Regions from separate parts of the Homo sapiens genome. Here all the other regions are linked to region 2. The links are chromatin loops, found by intact Hi-C in ENCODE. Cell type or tissue: endothelial cell of umbilical vein. All regions are shown on one strand. Links, peaks and the distances in the headings refer to the core of each region. The heading gives the core; the rest is flanking DNA.

The links. Peaks named below come from ENCODE experiments on the same cell type or tissue, not always from the same donor. Only the 100,000 strongest peaks of a DNase experiment are listed, where the experiment ranks them.
Region 1: a loop joins it to region 2, with 3 times the contacts of the local background. A loop is called at or near these places in 39 of 110 quality-filtered maps.
Region 3: it touches region 2 in a loop (20-fold over the local background); 17 of 110 quality-filtered maps call a loop at or near these places.

Annotation. Positions count from the first base shown.
Region 1 is chr22:25,416,422-25,422,940 of GRCh38, forward strand. LOC124905095 (a long non-coding RNA gene) reads right to left here. Exons shown (of 2, transcript XR_007068037.1): 1 at 3,948-6,519; 2 at 1,554-2,895. Among named protein-coding and RNA genes, the nearest start is that of MIR6817, 36 kb to the right of the region's middle. RefSeq lists a silencer at 4,612-4,791. In endothelial cell of umbilical vein, for the core only: no CTCF peak of the experiment used is centred there; a DNase peak (open chromatin) is centred at 2,940; H3K27me3 peaks cover 2,712 bases.
Region 2 is chr22:25,358,508-25,365,026 of GRCh38, forward strand. It overlaps the pseudogene LRP5L. Among named protein-coding and RNA genes, the nearest start is that of MIR6817, 94 kb to the right of the region's middle. RefSeq lists an enhancer at 1,425-1,924. In endothelial cell of umbilical vein, for the core only: a CTCF peak has its summit at 3,817 (motif pointing right); a DNase peak (open chromatin) is centred at 3,814.
Region 3 is chr22:25,774,283-25,780,801 of GRCh38, forward strand. MYO18B (myosin XVIIIB) reads left to right here. Exons shown (of 44, transcript NM_032608.7): 8 at 3,301-3,499; 9 at 5,774-5,916. Among named protein-coding and RNA genes, the nearest start is that of MYO18B, 35 kb to the left of the region's middle. RefSeq lists enhancers at 2,837-3,337, 3,338-3,838. In endothelial cell of umbilical vein, for the core only: no CTCF peak of the experiment used is centred there; a DNase peak (open chromatin) is centred at 3,769.

The DNA of each region.
Region 1 (6,519 bases), core at 997-5,996, 58 kb after region 2:
AACACTGAGGCAGAGCTGAGACACAGAGAGATTAGACAACTTGTCTAAGGTCACACAGCTCAGAAGGACTGGTCTTGGGCTTCTTATCCATTTGTCTTTTGAGCCCACGCTCTGAACCGCAACACTGCGGCTTTTTCTTTAGAATGACTCCCTGACCAGCAGTCCCTATAGAGAAATGTGTTTCCACTCACATATTGAAAGAAAAGTACTTCTGTATTGAACAATGTTTCAGTGCTTTTAAAACCAAAGCTTGGTATCATACCTTTTGGCAGCTCTTTTAAAGTTGTCATATATAGAGCTGCCACTAAAACTTGTAAAGCTTTGTGGATAAAAGCAGCATGAAAAGCAGTTCATATGATGTGTGTGACAACAAACAGAATTGTGATCCAAATTACAGGTGAAACGGGACAGTGGCCCCCGGGAGGCTAGCAATACCTGCAGAGGCTTACAGAGTGAGATGTTTGTAAATAAAGCCATTCAAACATCAATTGTGTGTGGTTTTCTTGAGAAGCAACTGTATTTAAGGGACTGCTTATACAAAATCAAGTTCTTCTTAGCAAGGATTGCTTTAAATATTCAGACTTGAATGAAGGCCAGTCATGTTCTGCCATTTTCAAAAATTTTCTAACTGAAGTCTTAGAGTTGATTTTCTTTTCATTTGTGATTAATTTCCCAGAATAACATTCCCAGCTCCCACCCCACCCAGCGTTTATAGATTCTGAGTGTAGGAAGTCCTAGTAAAGCCCAGAATCTAAAACAAGTAAGACCAGTCAGCTCTCTAGTTAGCTTTTTTCCTTCAAGTTGTTAGCAAAATAAACTCTGGAAAGCCTAAACTTTAATGCACCCATCTCAGCAACATCTCCTGTAACGATGGAAAGGCACAGAAAAGAAGAAAAGGGAACATTATTAATCTTGTGGGAACGCTGGAGTTTTGTCTATTATCACAAGCAGCGTGAGCCCCAAGTCATTTAAATCCTCTGGGGGTGGGAAACATAATTATTTGCAAGGGAGCATTATTAGCTAAGTACAAATGGGTTGCTATTTGTTTTCTCTGTTCTTTGTGATGATTACAGGCTGGGGATGGCGTTTAGTAACAGGATCCAGCAGGTCAGTTATGACAACTTCATCACTGTCATTAACCCCTTTTGTTTGCAGTGAACACAAAAAGCTGTTCAGTATCAAGAGAGTCAAGAAAAAGAGAAAGAAGAGGGGGTAGAGAAAGTGAGACAACCAAAGAGACAGCCAGGGAACAGAAATTCATACACTATGAACACCAGAAAAAAATACCCCTGGGTAATTGAGTCACCTGACTCAAATGGTGTAGGGGCCTCAGTTAGAGGATCAAATTTTGGACTCCTTGGTCTTTCTGCCAAAACAGTAATTGCTCATACTTATAAATACAAATGTTTTTGCCATTTGGTTTCCTAGAAATGCCCTAGACGGAGATGTTATTTTTGGTAAGGGGTCTTCCTGCTTCAAGTATAATGACTGTGAACAACTAGTTTCAGTATCTTCTCTAGCATGCCAGGGTAAAATGAAGCAAAATAAATAGAGGAAGTGCTTATAATCTTTATTGAGGATCTACCAGGTGCCAGGAAAGATGCATTTTTCTTTTTCTTTTTTTTTTTTTTTTTTTTGTGAGACAGGGTCTCACTCTGTCACCCAGCCTGGGGTGCAGTGGTGCAATCTTGACTGACTGCAGCTTCCACTTACTGGGTTCAAGCAATTCTTGTGCCCCAGCCTGCCAAGTAGCTGGGATTACAGGCGTGCACCACCATGCCTGTCTAATTTTTGTATTTTCAATAGAGACAGGGTTTTGCCATGTTGGCCAGGCTGGTCTTGAGCTACTAGCCTCAAGCTATCCACCTGCCTCGGCCTCCCAAAGTGCAGGATTACAGGTGTGAGCCACCGCACCCGACAAGTTGAATTTTTATGTGCTTTTTCTCCTCTGTCTTCTCAAAAAGCCGGGGGTAAAAGGCCTCATTTCCACTTTTCCTATGAGAACAACAAAGTAGAAAGGGTAAAAGATTGCCTCGAAGATCACCCAGCACAGAGCAGGGATTTGATTTCAGGTGTGTCTTGTTCCAAACTTACTACACTGTGCTGCCGGGGCAAAAAAAGAGCAAAAAGAAAAACCCAAAAGGTTCTTAACTGAAGTTAAAGATGACCAAGAAAATGTAGGCAGATGTCAGGTCTGATCATGTGGATGCTCAAATGATAAACAGACACATTGAGAGAAATTGTATTAATTAAATCATAAAAACATGTTCTGCTTTTCTGGGGAATTTACTGCTCCATGTGGCGTGACCCTTGACAAGACATTCTGTCTTCCTGTTTTATTTTTTATTTTTTATTTTTTGGGACGGAGTCTCACTCTGTCACCCAGGCCGAGTGCAGTGGTGCAATCTTGGCTCACTGCAAGCTCCGCCTCCCAGGTTCAGGCCATTCTCTTGTCTCAGCCTCCAGAGTAGCTGGAACTACAGGTGCCTGCCACCACACCCAGCTATTTTTTGTTTTTTTTTTTTCTATTTTTGTAGAGACGGGGTTTCACTGTGTTAGCCAGGATGGTCTCGATCTCCTGACCTCGTGATTTGCCCGCCTCAGCCTCCCAACTGTCTTCCTGTTTTTAAGGAAAAAAAAAAAAAGTGGGTAGAAGATGAAAGTTTGATATTTCGCTCATGCATAGCTTTGTCTCATTAATATATTTTGTGCTTGCCTGTCATTTCAGCTTTCTGCTGCCAGACCAAGCTCCTTTGACTGCCATTCCTACTTCTGACACTCCTCTTGTCCTTTTCAGGACAACTTTATGCCTATTGTGCCTTGGATCTTGAGAAATATGTGGTAAAACTGGCCAGTGGTGATGGCAGGCATAGCAGGGAATCAGATTGAGGGGGGCTGCCGGGTGAGAGAGAAAACAAAAGAGGGAAACAGGCTACTTGATGACGGAATCAGGCTGCTTCTGCAATGACATTACATGAAATAATCTGAAATACGATCTTAACTGTATCTGGTGGGTCCCGTTAACCCTGTAAGTTATGGACAGAACATTTACTCAAATTGTAGCCAAGTCTAGGCTCATGGGAACACGTGACCAATTCAGGTGAATGAAAGGGACTTTAAAACATTAATTTCCAGCTTAGGTCTTCCTAAGACTGCCTGCATGTTCCTTAACACCACTCCAGCCTGAGTGTCACGTGGATCCTGAATGCGGACTTGTGTGCACACTGCTGAAAAATAAGCAACTGAAAACCCCAGGCAGCGGGGTGGAGTGATGATGAAAGACACCGAGACCTATCGGGAAGCTGGAAATTCCCCCCCAGCTTCGGTGTTTGGGCTGTATCTCGCTTTTCCACTTCCCTAAATCACCCCCGTGGTGCGAGTGTGCTCGCAGCAGATGCTCCCTAATTGTCTCTTGTATTTGTAGCAGGATGAGCAGCAAACAAAACTCCTCAGACACCGAGTTAAAGAAGGAAGGGGTTTATTCAGCCGGGGGCATCGGCAAGACTCCCGTCTCAAGAGCCGAGCTCCCCGAGTGAGCAATTCCTGTGCCTTCAACTCTAAGTGGGTGCGTGTGAGAGGGTCGTGATTGATTGAGCAAGCTGGGGGTAAGTGACTGGGAGCTGCACGCACTGCTAAGTAGATCGGAACAAAACAGGATAGGGATTTCACAATGCTTTTCTATACAATGTTTGTAATCTCTAGATAACATAACCGATTAGGTCAGGGGTCGATCTTTAACTACCAGGCCCAGGGTGTGGCGCTGGGCTGTCGGCTTGTGGATTTCATTTCTGCCTTTTAGTTTTTACTTTTTCTTTCTTTGGTCGCAGAAACTAGGTATAAGACAATATGAGAGGTGGTCTCCTCCCTTATATTGACAGTAAAACCCCAAGGGCAGGAATACTCTTATTTCTCAACACCATTTCAACAACCAAACTAAAACCTCTCACCTGAGTGTAAGGGAGTGGTGACCTTCTTAAGCCGGGAGCTCTTCCATCAGGGGGTTCCCTAAGGGCATCTCTGTTCCTAGCGGGGGAGCCGTCACCCCACTTTGCTCTGCTTAGCCTGAGACACGCAATTTTCTCCAGCTTTTACTCTTCGCTGAATTCTCAAGGCGGGGTTGGGGGGATGTTCAGGCTCAGGAAGGAGGTTGGGGGCCCGGCCGCTGGACGCTGTTCACCGGTAGCCCGGACCAGAGCAGGAGTTTCATCACCACCTGCGGGGACAGGTGGGACACATGCATTTCCGGGGCCATCCTAGACCTCCTGGAGGATGCTGATTGACACTGTCCAGTTTGAGAACTACTGTGTCCCCGGAGCAGAGGCCTCCCCATTGCCCTTGGGTAGCGGGCGTCGGGCACAGGGCTTCTCCGGATGAGCGGGGCGGGCATGAGAGCACATGGAACTGGGGGCGGGAGGTCGGGGCAGCCAAGGAGGAGAAGGAGGAGGCGGAGGGGGAGGGAGGGGAGGAAGAAGAGGAGGAGGAGTCCTTTGTGGCCACCCGGAGGGGAGAGACTTGGTTGGGAGGCGCCAACCGAGCTGGCCGCTGGGACTCTGCACCCAGGTGCGCCAACCCTTGGGCGCACGCTCCCCGCAGACCCTCGCTGAAGGAGCGGTGGGCGGCGCGCCGCGACCCTGGCGGGCTACAGATTACACCGCTTGCAGGGCGCTGCTGGGGCGCGCAGAGCGGGGCTGCCCCAGGGTGGCTCCCCCAGGTTGGGGCGCGGCGGGCGGCGGCCGCGGGCGCGCGTCCCATCCGGGTCCCGAGTAACCGCCACCGCCGCTGCCAAAGCTCGCCAACATGGTGGACCTGGAGGCCGTGGTGGCCGATGTCAGTTACCTGATGGCCATGGAGAAGAGCAAGGCGACCCCGGCCGACCACGCCTGCAAGAGGACCGTCCTGCCCGAACCCACGTACCACCTGCCCCGGCCCGCGCCGGTCCCCGACGCCGCCGCCCCCTGCGGCCGCCAGCGACCCCCTGCGTCCGGGAGAATCGGGAGCTGAGCCGTCGCTGTCCCGGAGCGGGTGACACAGCGGAGCGGGCGATGCGGGGCCGGCCTCCTGGCTCCAGTCTCTGAAATGGGGCATCGGAGGGCGGGTGGGGGGCACTCCGGGAGAGAGCGCTCCAAAGTGCCTGGCGCCGCGCCCTGCGCGCAGCTAGCACCCCAGCAAGGGGCTGGTTATGACTTGGCTGGACCAGTTCCATCCCTGTCGCCCCCTCCCCCAGCCCTGTCCTCTCCTGTCCCATCCCCGTGGTTCTACCTGTTGCATTGGTGTGGTCCCTTTGGGCTCCTTGCCTGTCACTCGTTTGCGCTCCATCCTGGTCGCTCCTTCTTCCCGGGCTCTGTGGTTCCCCTTTCCAACTCCATCCTTTCAGCTCCCTCTGGGCCGATTATCTGGGGACTGCAGGCTTGTTGCTTACTGTCCGAGGTAGTTAAACTGCTCTTTTCAGTGCTTGCTCTTCTTGAAGTCCCTAAGTCTAGTCACCTTCTTCGTCTCCTCTTCTATTGTCTGCCCAGGCAGGATTTCGACCCACTCAGTATTCTTTTTGGTGCCAAGTGTGTCACCTGAGCTGCTTTCCTCAACTTGCAGATCTACTGGTAGTACTTTATTAAAAAATTGAAATGGGATTCATTTAAAAAGGCACTTGAATGGATGATTCCAGACAGGAATTTGTTGTTAAATTATCAAAGGAGGGCCTGATTGAATTGGCGAGGGGCTCGGTGAGGTCCATACCAAGTTGCAATTTTCCCTCAAATGATTTATTATTAAGGAACTAGTAAAATTTTTTGCCAGCTCATGTCATTAGCACTTCCCCGGAAAAAAATAGTTCATCAGGTTAATAGTGAGTTTTAAATAATGTATCAAGGCTTCAGCGATGGATTTTTTTTTCTCTAGCTCCTTTCCTAATTAACACCATCATGAGTTGTACAGCTAATGAGGTTCCTTAATGCTAAATAGCTCTTTGAATTGATGCTCAAAAGAGGCATTTTCTTTATGGTGAATTTGAAACCATGCAATTCTATAAAATGTTGGAATTTAAACCAAAGTTATTGTCCATTTGAAATCATCAGTCCTTCAAGTGTTAGGCGCCCAAAATTGCTTAAATGTTACCTAATGCTAAGTGATCATAATGTGATTTTTTTACAAGTCCATCTATGAGCCCTATGATACAGAAAATACCAGTCCCCTTGTTATTTCTTGTGAAAAAGCTAAATTGTGCAAATGAAGACATGCTTGCTAGATATTTTGGGCTTGCTTCTCCCTCCTTAGCCCATGCCTCTTGTTGGTTTTGCAGGATGTGCTACTCTTTGATAGACAATGCCAAGTAGTGAAAATAAGGAAAAAGTGCAAACCCTTCTGCAATGTCGTGAGTTTAACACCCCTATGCCAGAGTGTAGCATATCAGAAGCTAATTGAAAAAATCAATGCTGCTTAAAATTTCTGGCAAATGGGAAACTTACTTAGAGAACAAGAACTCCTATATCAAACCTAAATTTCACCAAAAAAACTGAATATTTC
Region 2 (6,519 bases), core at 736-5,735:
GCTGCTTGGGCCCCACCATCTGCCTACTGTGCTCCCGCTGCCTGCTGCCTGACATGCTGGCTTCTAGACACCAGCTCACTTGCAGGAAAAGCTCCCCAGCCAGCACACTGGCAACCCCCAGGGCCAGGCCATGAGCGCAGGCTTCATAGCCTGCAAATCCTCTGCCCGCTGGGTACCCTGGGCAAGTCACTTCACCTGAGCTTCGGGTCCCAGAGCCATGAACCTGGAAACACACCTGGTGCCTACTAAGTGCTCCACAGAGAGCAGCACTGCGACTGACCTCCCAGCTCCTCCGGGACTTCCCATCGGCACCCCCAGCTCCACTGCACCTCCTCCCTCAGGGTCTGCCCATTTAGTGTTCTGGGTTATGAGCCCCCAGGAAGGCCCCTGGCTACAGCAATCTGAGCCGCTGTGGGGGGGGTCTCAACCAACCGACAAGCTCTCTGCTTTCACAGACTTCTACGCTGGAAAGCTGGAGCCATGCTGTCAGCCCCAGCCACACACCTGCCACCTCCTGCTGTGTGACCCTGGCCAAGTCCCTGAGCATCTCTGGGCTTCACTGTCCTCAACTGTATAACTACCTACCCTCCTGGATGAAAAGACCCATGGTGTGCAAAGTGTTAAAAGAGGCCTGGCCTGGCCAGGCATGGTGGCTCATGCCTGTAATCCCAGCACTTTGGGAGGCCAAGGCAGGTGGATCACCTGAGGTCAGGAGTTCGAGACCAGCCTGGCCAACATGGAGAAACCCCATCTCTAGCAAAAATACAAAAATTAGCCAGACACGGTGGCAGGCACCTGTAATCCCAGCTACTTGGGAGGCTGAGGCAGGAGAATTGCTTGAGCCCGGAAGGCAGAGGTTGCAGTGAGCCAAGATTGTGCCATTGCATTCCAGTCTGGGCGACAGAGTGAGACACCATCTCAAAAAAAAAAAAAAGAGGCCTGGCCTGTACTGTGGTCAGTGTCACAGAGGCTGCCCTTACTACCACTACTGTCGTCCTGGAAATCACCCAGGTGGACTGTTCCATTCTACAGATCAGGAAGCTGAAGCTAGGGGAAGAAAGGGCTCACTCCAGGTCTCCAGGGCTTTCTATGCATGGACCCAGCAGCAGCACCGGACCACCTGGGTACTTGTTAGAAACCCAAGTCCTCAGCCCTGCCCTGGAGCTCCTGAATCAGCACTCTGGGGATGGGGCCCAGCCGCTGGTGTTTTAACAAGCCTTCCTCCAGGTTCTGATGCAAGACAGTGTTCCAGAATGACTGGTCCAGGTCAAGCTCCCTCTGCTTGGCCTGGCCCTGGCTCCAGGCCCCACCCGTCTTACCCCATCTCGGGATGCAGTGCAATGGCACGGGGCTCGTCCATGTCCTCTGACACCAGGATCTTGTGGGAGGTGCTGTTGAGGCACGTCACCTCGATGTGTTCAGTGCCTGTGTGGGTCCAATAGAGGCTTCGGGCCACCCAGTTGACTGCGATGTCATCGGGGTCGTTGATCTTGGTGTTGATCAGCGTCTGCGCCCCAGACCCATCCAGGTATGCCCTGCGGATGGCCCACACCTCGTCATCCGTCCAGTAGACGTGGCCCTCCATTGGGTCATAGTTGATGGCGATGGCATGCTGGATGTCGTCCAGCTGCAGCACGATGTCGGTGAAGTCCGGTGTGTCCAGCGAGACCCTCCATTGGTCCGTCTACCGGGCCAGCAGCAGGACCTCCTTGGCTCCTGTGGGGACAGGTGCAGTGGGCCAGGCAAGGGAAAAACTCAGCCAGGTCCCCAGGGCTCTCCTTGCAAAGGCTGGTAATGTTAGGTGACACGCACCCAGCCCATGCTACGTGGTCACTCGTTCATCCTCATGACAGGTCTGGGAGGCTGGCACTGTTTTCTCATTTTATAGATGAGAGAACTGAGGCACAGAGCCAGGCCATCAGGCTTCAACCGCTGGATGGGAGCTGCCTCACAGTCCCCCTTGTCTTCTGCCAGCCCCTCTCCTGGCCACACACCAGCCCCAACCACAAGTCCCACCGGGTACCGAGCTGAAGACCCACCTGCTGGCCGTGCTGCTCAGCGTCCCCAGCACACCCACCCCACCTTGCAGGGGCTCACCCTTCCCGCCCAGCTCAACGCCACCTCATCCCTGAAGCTCTCTCCCTCCCCTCCACCAACGAGGGCAGCTTCAGGTCCCAGGACCGTGCCTGGGGGGGCTCCCAGGCAGGACCAAACGTACCCATCAAGTAAATCACCCTCTTTACTCACTGCCCAGATGCTCCCGGGTCACTGAGATGAAGGGAAACCCTGGTTCCGAAGCCCAGGGGCACCAAGAGCTAACACAGTTTTGTGGCCACTTGAGACACCAGGCAACACAGGTGCAAGATGAGAAACACCTCCAGGGCATGCGTTCTGGTCACGGCTAGACCCAGGGCCCTGGCTCCTTGGATGGGGCTCCACCGTGGCCTCCACACAGCTAGGCCATCAGAATGTAGCGATGACCCCCAGTAACTCAGACCTGGTTTCTAAACAGGGTCCCACAGAGAACAGGTAAGGCACTGTCCATGCACTTCCAACTGCGTTTCAGAACCACCCCATGAAGCAACCACCCCACAGCCACCTGGGTCTCTGCTGCACCCCAGGCCCAAGCCTGCTGCTGGCTAAGCAGGTTGAGGCCAAGCCTCTCCAAGCATGGGTGGACAGGCTTCAGGGTGGCACTTACGCAGGTGGATGAGGGGAGAGCCTAGTCCTCTCAGGATGTCCCTGCAGACAGGCTGGACACAGCTGGGGACAGGAGGATGCTGAGGTGATTCTAGTCTCAAAAACCCCCTCTCTAGCTGAGGGAAAGATTTGCCGGACCTCAAGATTCGCACATATTAAATCCCCAAGGAAAGTTCTCTGCTCTGGGCATCTGTGCCTTGCCAAACTCACCAGCGTGGCCTGACAGCGTACGGCCGGCACAAGAGAGGCTCGACTCAGGCTCTCTCGGCAGCCACAGCAACACTCAAGAGAGCAGCTGAGCAGCAGGGCCCAGGGATCAGCTGTGGACGGGGTCCTGCTGCTCAGGCCCAGCAGCATGTAAACCCAAAGACCCCCCACCACCCACTCCACAGGACACCCCCCCAAGCTTTCACCCATGGCCCTCCAGTGGGCTTCTAAGTTTGGGGGGCAGGGGCGGTTACAGGATTCTCTTATGAACCCCCTGTGGCCCACCTTCTACATGCTCCTGACCCCCCAGGGCCCGGGGATCCACACACAGTGGCATCAGCATTTCTGATTGTGTCCTATGACCCCCCAGTTGGGATTTTTCAGAGTTTCCGGCAGAAGTTGCATGTGGAGACCCATGCAGACTCGGGGCCCCCAGGGTGCCCCATAACCCTGACACGGATCCTTCTGAGGCTGCTGGGGTCAGGATGTGGCTCCCTCCCCGAGTTAGGGCATTGTTCACTGATTTGTTCCAGACCTTTCTGGTTTCAAGGATGCACAGAGCCAAGAAGGTCAGGGTCAGAGATCCCCCCTCAACATCATGTGGCCATGCCCCCACAGTCACAATCCGCATGGGGGCCCGGGGCTGAGCCAGCCCAGAGCATCCCTCATGCCCTGGCCCCTAGACCTGGCCCTGCAGCCAACTGCCAGGTCTCCTGAGTGCCCTACCAGGCTGCAGCCTTCAGCCTTCAAACAACAGTAGCCCCCTGCGCCCAGGCTCTGGCTGTTGCCAGGAGGAATGCAGAGACCTGAAGAGCTGTTCCAGGATCCCGGCGTCCAGCATTTCAAGGAAGGACAGGAGCCCCTTCTGAATCCTGCTCCAAGCCCCCTCGTGCATAATCCGATTCATCCACTAGAGGGCGCCCAGGTGATGGTGACAGCGGCACAGGCCCAGGGCTAGGGAAACGGAGGCAGGCAGGCTGGGGACAGTGAGGTGGAGGCAGCACTCAGAAAGTGCCCCAACTGCCTGGCTACAATGGAAATCTCTGAGAGCCAAATTCAGATCTGGTCAGAGGCGTCTGATTTGGTGTGTATTGGTAGGGGGAGGGGGATCTCTGAATTTCAACAAGTTTTCTCCCTCTAGGCTCCACTCCCAAAATGTTCTGTTGACATTGGACCTGTCCTTCAAGGCCCAGGTCACACGGCACCGCCTCCTCAGGGAAGCTGTTCCTCCCCACACCCCGGTGGATGGCTGTCCCGTACCCCCAGTCTGCCCCATGGCCAAGGCACCACCCCTACTGGCTCACTGGGGTCCTGGCAGAAGCCCTCTGCTCTCCACAGCCCCTAGCACAGCCCCACGTCCACAGCAGCGCTACATCCAGGGATGAGCAGGGAGAATCTGAGACCGAAACCTCTGGGGCCTGCCCGTGCTTGGTGACCTCGGGCAGGTTCCTGCCCCTCTCTGGGCCTGTCTCCTCATCCACAGTGAATAACAGCCAGGGCTGATGGTGCCTGAGTCCCTGTCTAGCTATGACTTAGAGGGGACCATAGACTCCACGAAGGGTCCCTGCTTAATCAGCCACGGTGGGGAGATCACAGTCCTGGAAGTCCTCCAGGGCTTGGCTGGGAAGAGCCCTGTCCACACGGTGTCTACAGAACTTTCCAACGAGACTGCCAGGCACAGCGTGAGACGAATCACGCTTGACCTCAGCAGTGTGTCCATCATGGCCCCACAGAGAACGCCAGTGCCAGACAGAAACCGGCATTTGATCCCAAAACACATTCCAAGCCTGCCTTGCTAGCTAGTTCCCTCCGTCGTCCTAAGAAATCACTAAAGTACGCTAGGCGCAGTGGCTCACGCCTGTAATCCCAGCACTTTGGGAGGCCTAGGCAGGTGGATCACCTGAGGTCAAGAGTTCAAGACCAGCCTGGCCAACATGGCAAAACCCTACTAAAAATACAAAACTATGCTGGGCTTGGTGGCGCACTCCTGTAACCCCAGCTACTCAGGAGGCTGAGGCAGGAGAATCACTTGAACCCAGGAGGCAGAGGTTGCAGTAAGCTGAGATCGTGCCACTACACTCCAGCCTGTGCACTGGAGTGAGACTCCGTCTCAAAAAAAAAAAAAAATCATTAACACAATTTTCACACACTACCCCTCGAGCTATGAGGATGCCCCATCCTACTGACAAGGACCCCAATCCTCAGAGAGGGTAGGCTCCCGGCCCAAGGACACACAGCTGCAAGAGGAAAGCTCACTTCACTTCGCTTCCTCAAATACTTCAATCCCAGGAGCCAGCACATCCAGGAAGCGCGTTTGTCACTTGATGCCTGGCTGCCTCCATCATCCCACCAGTATCTCTGTAGGAACCTACTTCAGGCCAGGCCCTGGACCAGCTGCTAGGGAAGGAGAGGTGGATGAAACAGACTTGGGATCTGCCCTCTGGACGCCCTTGGGGTCACAGGGCAGAGACCTTAGGTGAACGACACCATCCGTGAATACACAGCCACAAACTGTACTGTGAAGGCAGGCTAGGGTTATGGGGTACGTGCAGGGGACCTGCTGAGATTGAGAGGTCTGTTCTCCAGCTCAAGAGCCTCTGGGATTTAGGTAGCTGTCACCATGTGGCAGGTTCTGGCGGGGCGTCCCAAATGGGCCTAGAACCTTCAGGGACTGAGCACACCCAGCCCTAGCCCTCTGTTAACTAGGTCAGCAAAGGGCCTCCAGTTCCACCATCAGGAACCCATTCTCGGCATCCCATCCAATTACTTAGGAATAAATCAAACCTCTGTGGTGAAGCAGTCCTTTCACTGCTGGGATGAATCTGTAGGTGTTTACTGACTCCAGGGAGGAGTCTCTGACACGCCTCAGGCTACAAGGCCCCTGAGGTTTTTGAATTTTGCAGAGATTGTGACACCTGGGAGAGAGCCAGGACCCAACCTATTTGCCTGAAGGTCTGAGTGAGCTGTGAGCAGTACAGAGGTGACCCCAGTGTGGTGGGGACTCTGTCCAGCCAGGCTGGCAGGGAGCAGCTGCAGAGAGAGTCCCACCAGCCTGGGCTCTGCCAGATGCCTGCCAAGGCTGGTGCCCACAGCTGGCCTCCAGGAGGTTGTGTGTGTAGTGAGGTCCGGGCAGCAGCCATGGCCACAGGTAAGCAGGCCTGGGGTTGGGAGGGGCAGGTGCAGGGGACTGTGTTGGGCTATAAAGAAGAGAGGCCAACTCCTTCCCTGGGACCAGCTACAGAGCCTTGGTAGGAGTTTTTCAAACACCAAGGAAGTAAATTGTTTGGAAACTAACAGTTTGGCCAAATGGTTTTCTTTGGGGTTGTTTAAACAAACAGCCAGCCCCACAATGTTGCCGGAAAGTGAAACCTTCCCCTCGCCCGAGCCTCCTCCAGGCGGGTTTCTGACCTCTCCCTTCCTCCTTGCACGCATGCAGGAGAGAAGGGCCACATCCCTTCCACGAGCCAAGCACAGGGCAGGGGCAAGGGCCAGGCAGGGTACAACTTCCTGGTAAGCAGCCTTGTCCTCAAAAAGCAGTCCTAAGGGATGGGCCAGTGTCATGGACATGTCTGTCCCTGCCCACCTCTGCCCCCGACCACATGGACACCCAGA
Region 3 (6,519 bases), core at 1,034-6,033, 420 kb after region 2:
CAGAAGCTCTGGGTGGGCCAGAGCTTGGCACGTGCCCTCTCCCGTCCTTGTGGTGAGTGCTTAGGCTTCTGTTGCTGCAGCCCAAGGCCTCTGAGCTGTCCACATTGCCGAGGGACTCCTCCGGCTCCCTGGAAATCCCTGGAAGGGACATTTTTATAGACCCAGATAGCAATCAGGTCCTCATTGGCCATCCTGGATTGAGGCATCAGAACTTAGGCAAAAGCGCCAAAAGATGCAGGCATTGGTACGCACTCTGAAGGTAGATCCCCCTACTTCCCTTCCTAACCCTGGGGTGGGGTGCGGCACTGGTCCGCACCCTTCCCTCAAGTCTTCCAGCCTCCCACACTCAAACCCACAGCCACCTCCTGTCCTTAGGCCGGATCAACCTCTGATTCCCCAAATGGCCACCAGGTGGGAGCACAGGCCTGCGGTGAGGCTGAGACCACCTCGAGGATGGGCTGGGTGGGGTCTGGACACACCGGGGGACTCTCTCACTATGGGGCTAGCCCCACCAGGCAGCTGGGGTCTGGGTGTGTGCCTGGGGACATGGAGGTCTAGGTGAATAAGAGGGTGAGTTTGAGCATGGGTGCGACCCCGTGGGTAGAGGTGGATCCCATCTCTGTGTGCAGAGCCCGCCGCAACTGTTGCGTGCATGTGCCTACAAGCACACTTCTGTGCATGCGTGCAAGGGCACATGTACACAGATGCAAAGGCATGTGTGCATGCATGCATATAGGAGGGCCTTCAGGAACCTGGATGTGCAGAATTCTTCCTTCTCCCCCTAGGCAGTGGGCCTGAGCAGGCTGATGGACAGGACTGCCCGTTCATTGAACTTTAGTTTTCCCAGACTGGGGGATGGCTCTAGGACTGAGACCCCAGGACCCTCTGACTGCCTTAAGCCCTAAGGCTGTGTCCAGCCAGTGTGGGGGCATATCCCTCCTTTGCCTGCATTAGGTTCCTGCTGAGCCCTACATCTGGCATCAGGATAGGGACTCATGACTGTTCCTCAGGGGCTTGGAGCAGGAAGAGCCAACAGTGGATTGGAGACAGCCCCAGCCCCAAGCTAGACATCTAGGCTGAGGGGAGGGCCATCACACCAGGGTTTGTGCCCCTAGTTCGGCCAAAGGACTGCGCTAGGGAGGGCAGATGGGGCCTTGCCGGACCCAGTGGACACCCTCAGCATCTTGGGCTTCAGACATCCTCCTGCAGCAGGGCCCATTCCTCTTTTCCTTTTGGTGCCCTCCTGCTGACCTCACAGTAACCTCCTGCCCTCTTCCCTCGCTGCCAAATCCAATGTCAAGTCTCTGGTCTCTTACTGAACTCAGCAGCATTTCCCTCCCTCTTCCTGGAAACACACCCTTCCTCGGCTCTAAGACTCCGCTTTCCTGGTTTTCATTCCCGCCCACTGGCCGCCCAGTCAGTCTTCCTTGTGGTCTCCCTGACCTGTCCCTGTCAGGATGCTCTGTTCTCACACTCTTCCTTGGTGATCTCATCCAGGCTTGTGGCTTTCAAACGCCTCCCGTTCACTGTAATTGAATTAATTTCTTTCATCGATCATCTCTGTCTTCCCACCAGAAGGCAAGCTCCACCAAGCAGGGACTTAAAAAAAAAAAAAATCAGGCTTACATTATAGTCCAATGCACCTTTTTAGTGTACAGTTCTGAGCATTTTTGACAAAGGTGTATAGTTGTATAACTGCTTTGACAATCAATTACATGACAGTTCCCGTCACCCCCAAAAGTTCTCTGGGCCCCCTGTGGTCAACTCAGCCCCAAGTTCTACCCCTGGTAGCCACTGATCTGTTTTTTTGTCCCTATAGTTTTACCTTAAAAAACCCATATAAATGGCATTGTATGGTATGTAACCTTTTGAATTGGCTTCTTCCAGGCAGCACAATGCATTGGAGATTCACCCATGTGGTTTTATTTATCTACAGTTTGTTCCTTTATTTTATTTCATTGATGCACTACTGTGCTTATTTGTTCATAGGGTGACCTCTTGTCCTGGTTTTCCTGGGACTAAAACGTTTTCTGGGACATGAGACTTTCAATGCCAAAACCAGGATAGCAATTTGGGAGGCCGAGGCTGGCGGATCACTTGAGGTCAGGAGTTTGAGACAAGCCTGGCTAACATGGTGAAACCCCATTTCTACTAAAAATACAAAAATTAGCCAGGCATGGTGGTGCACGCCTTAATCCCAGCTACTCAGAAGGCTGAGGCGGGAGATTCGCTTGAACCTGGGAGGTGGAGGTTGCAGTGAGCTGAGATCGTGCCATTGTACTCCAGCCTGGGCAACAAGAGCAAAACTCTGTCTCAAAACAAAAAACAAAAACAAAAACAAAAAAACAACAGGTTGGGTGATTATCCTAGTTCACTAGTTGAAGGACATTTGTGTTGTTTTTAGTTTTTGGTGATTTTGAATATATAGTCAATATAACCAATGACATAGAGGGGTTTTTTGTGAACATACATTTTGATTTCTTTAGGGTAAACACCTAGAGAGGGGTTGTGGGGTTGTGGAGAGGGGTAATGAGTGTGTATCTCACTGTAGAAGAAACTGCCAGGCTGTTTTCCATAGAGGCTGTATCATTCAGCATTCCCATTGGCATTGTATGAGAATTCCAGTTGCTCCTCATCTTCACCAAAACTTGGTAGTGACTGTTAAATGTTTTTTTCAGCCATTGTAATAGGCATTTAATGGTATCTCTTTGCGATTGGCTGGAATTTCCTTTATCCATTTTGTGTTATGCTGTGCCCGAGTGCCTGCTGCATAGTAGACACTCAATGGATTATTTTACTGAATGAAGTATGAATGAATGGATGAAGCAGATACGGTTTTAGTTATCACCTAAATCTGTTATGGCAAATATATAGCACACATACCACTAACTCCCCCATGTGCCATTCCCTGTGTCCATAGCAGACATCACTAATCGTAATGGATAATTATGCTATCGATCCAGCTGCCTCGCTTCAGGCAGATACCATTCGATGCTTTGAGTAACCAGTGAGATGAATCTCATGGATGAATGCAGCTCTCATTCAAGCCTCTAACTAAAGAGGAGAACTAGGTTCAGAAAACAGGCATGGGTTGTCCAAGGACTCACAGGGAGCCAGGGGCAGGACTAGACATACAGGCTTGGCTCCTCCTAGTCGAGTAGGAAGGGAGTCAGGGATCTGGAGGCAGATCTGGAGGCAGGGACACAGATCTGGACCCTAGGCCTGGGGCGGGGCGCTGTCTTAGAATGCTCCCTAGGCAGTGGCTGGATGGGATGGCTGATACCTGTGATCTTCCTGCAGGTGCCCAAGGGCCGCCGGGATGGCCTGCCTGCCCACATTGGCTCCATGGCACAGCGGGCATACTGGGCGCTGCTGAACCAGCGGAGAGACCAGAGCATTGTGGCCCTGGGCTGGAGTGGCGCTGGGAAGACCACCTGCTGTGAGCAGGTCCTGGAACACCTGGTGGGGATGGCAGGCAGTGTGGATGGCAGGGTCTCAGGTATGGTGGTCTCTAGGTGACATGGAGAGTTGGGGTCAGCACGGGGAGAGTTGGAAGGGGATGCTGAGCTGCTTTCTTATATTCATTCAGCTAGCATTCACTGAGCACCAGATATGTGCAGACCCCATGCTTGCTACTGGGCAGGGCTATCCCTAGGTCATTGGGATGCATTTGTTGAAATTAGAATAAGGTACTCCTTCCTCAAGACATTGACGGCCGTTTGCAGAACAATCATCATACATGGACATTGTTAGAACCGGATACTTGACTGCCATCTGCTGGGAAATCGTCCTAATAGACGTACACAAATCTAGGAGAGTGTGATGTGAATGATGCACCCCTGGGATGTGGTGTCTTTGGGCAGTGCACAACTTGCGGAACTGAACAGAGGACTCGAAGAGTGAAGCTTCAAGGGCAGAGTCTACACTCATGAGAAGCTAATAGCCAGAGAGGAAATTGAACTGTACCTACGTTCAAAACTTGAATGTTCTTCAAAAAGTGCTGGCAGGGCAGGCTAGGGAAGAAACTCAGGGAGCGCAGAGGAGGGCTGCAGGAGGGCTTTTTTTAGGATGTGATATTTGATCTGGGCCTTAAAAAAGAGTACCAATTAATAATAACAACTACAATATTAATAACCATCAGAGTAAATGCTTGCTGAAGCCTAATGTACCAGGCCCTATTCTAAGGATACTAACTTTATTATTATTATTATTATTGAGACGGGGTCTCACTCTCTCACCCAGGCTGGAGTGCAGTGGTGTGATCCCAGCTTACTGCAGCCTTGACCTCCAAGGCTTAAGTGATCCTCCCACCTCAGCCTCCTGAGTAGCTGGGACTACAGGTACACGCCACCACCCTTGGCTATTTTATTTTTATTTTTTGTATTTTTTTGTAGAGATGGGGCTTCACCATGTTGTCCAGGCTGGTTTAGAACTCCTGGGCTCAAGTGATCCACCCACCTTGGCCTTCAAAAGTGCTGGGATTATAGGTGTGAGTCACTGTGCCCAACCTGAACTTTTTTTTTTTTAATCTAAAACAGCCCTATAAGGTAGGTATTATTATTTTATATTTTATAGATTGAAGGCATTGAGATTCAGAGACGTTAACTAGCTTGCCTGATGTCACACAGCAAATACTCCTAGCGCTGAGATTCAAACCCAGGCCTACTGGCTGTAGAACTCTAACCATTGTGGCAGTGTTCTCAGCTTTTTTTCATTATTGCACACTCTGAAAAGCCTTTTAAGACATTTATTCCCCTTAATCATTTCCCCTATGATGAAATGTTAATACCACAGATAAGCTATATATTCCTTTATGTGTATTTGTGCTTTATACATAAAAAGAGTAAAATTTTTTTTACCACCACTTCTAAGAATCAGTTTTTGCTCTTCTCAGGGGCAATATCCTCCCCACTGAGAATATATGATGCAGGGAATATTGTGTTTCTAATAATAATAACTATAATAACAGTTCCACTTTTGGAATATTTTCTAAGCATGTGACATTATTAAATCTTTTGGTCCTCATGACAGCCACATGAGGACTAGATTTAATTAGTTAATTATTAATGAATTAACTAGTTAATTAATTTGCCCCAAATCAGGTAACCAGGAAAGGGCAGATCCTCAATCTCTTTTAACTGCTGGGCTATACTGCTTCTCCACTGGGGTTATTCCAGTGTTTTGCTGAACACCTACTCTACATCTGGCTCATGCTAAAAGCTAGAGATACAGTGGGAAGAGGCACAGTCTCTCACAATGTAGTTGTGCTGTGAATCGCATGTGTCTGAGGGTGGAAGTCAGGTCAGGCTGTATCGAGGTGCTTAGCACAGTGCTTGTTGCATTGTAGGTATGCAATGAATAGTAGTGGGGAGATTATAGGATTTTGCAAGCCTGCCTCTAAGCTGTGAGTGCAGGCCCTAGAATGTTATCCTCACCTCTTCCTAGGCTCCATTAGGTCTGGGAAGCCCTAGGGCAGCCTCTGTTACCCAGATTGTGCCTAGCCCTGGCCCTTCTAGATTGAGTCTTGTTTCCCCTACACTAGAGCTGGTAGTACAGGTTCAGCCCAGCAATCGGTGCTCAGTGAAATGTATGTGGTTTATAGTTGGGTTGGGCAGGGAGTGGGTGGCAGGAAGCTCACAGGAAGCCCACCGGGGGCTGAGGCCAGGATGGGGACTGGCCCAAGCAGGGGCCGTGGAAAAGGTGGACCTGTGTGAGGTGGCAGTGGCAGCACCTGGGCCATCAGTGACATGTGGCCCCATGCTGCCCCCAACAGTGGAGAAGATCCGAGCCACCTTCACTGTCCTCCGGGCCTTCGGCTCTGTGTCCATGGCCCACAGCCGCAGTGCCACCCGGTTCTCCATGGTGATGTCGCTGGACTTCAACGCTACAGGCCGCATCACAGCTGCTCAGCTCCAGGTGAGGCCTCTCGGGGGATGTGCAAGGGGGCCCTTGGGGCTGCTGTGTCTCTAACCCCGGGACTCAGCAGAGCCCACGCCTCCAGCTGGGACTCTAGGATGTGTCTGAAATGGTCATGGCGGTGGCTCAGGCCTGTAATCCCAGCACTTTGGGAGGCTGAGGTGGGTGGATCACCTGAGGTCTGGGGTTTGAGACCAGCCTGACCAACATGGTAAAACCCCGTCTCTACTAAGATGCAAAAATTAGCCAAGTGTGGTGGCAGGTGCCTGTAATCTCAGCTACTCGGGAGGCTGAGGCAGGAGAATCCCTTGAACCCAGGAGGCGGAGGTTGTAGTGAGCCGAGATTGTGCCACTGCACTCCAGCCTGGGCAGCAAGAGCGAAACTCCATCTCAAAAAAAAAAAAAAAAAAAAAAAAAAAAAAAAAAAAGAAAGAAAGAAAATAGTAATAATAATAATAAAATAATGAAATGGTCATGGATCCCCTAGCTGGGGCCAGTTGCTCCCCACCTCGCTAGGTGCCCTGGAACGTCCCCTTCTGGAGCAAGCCAGCCCGTCTGTGCTTCAGACTTTCAGGCGGATGAAATATTCATGAGCAAATAGAG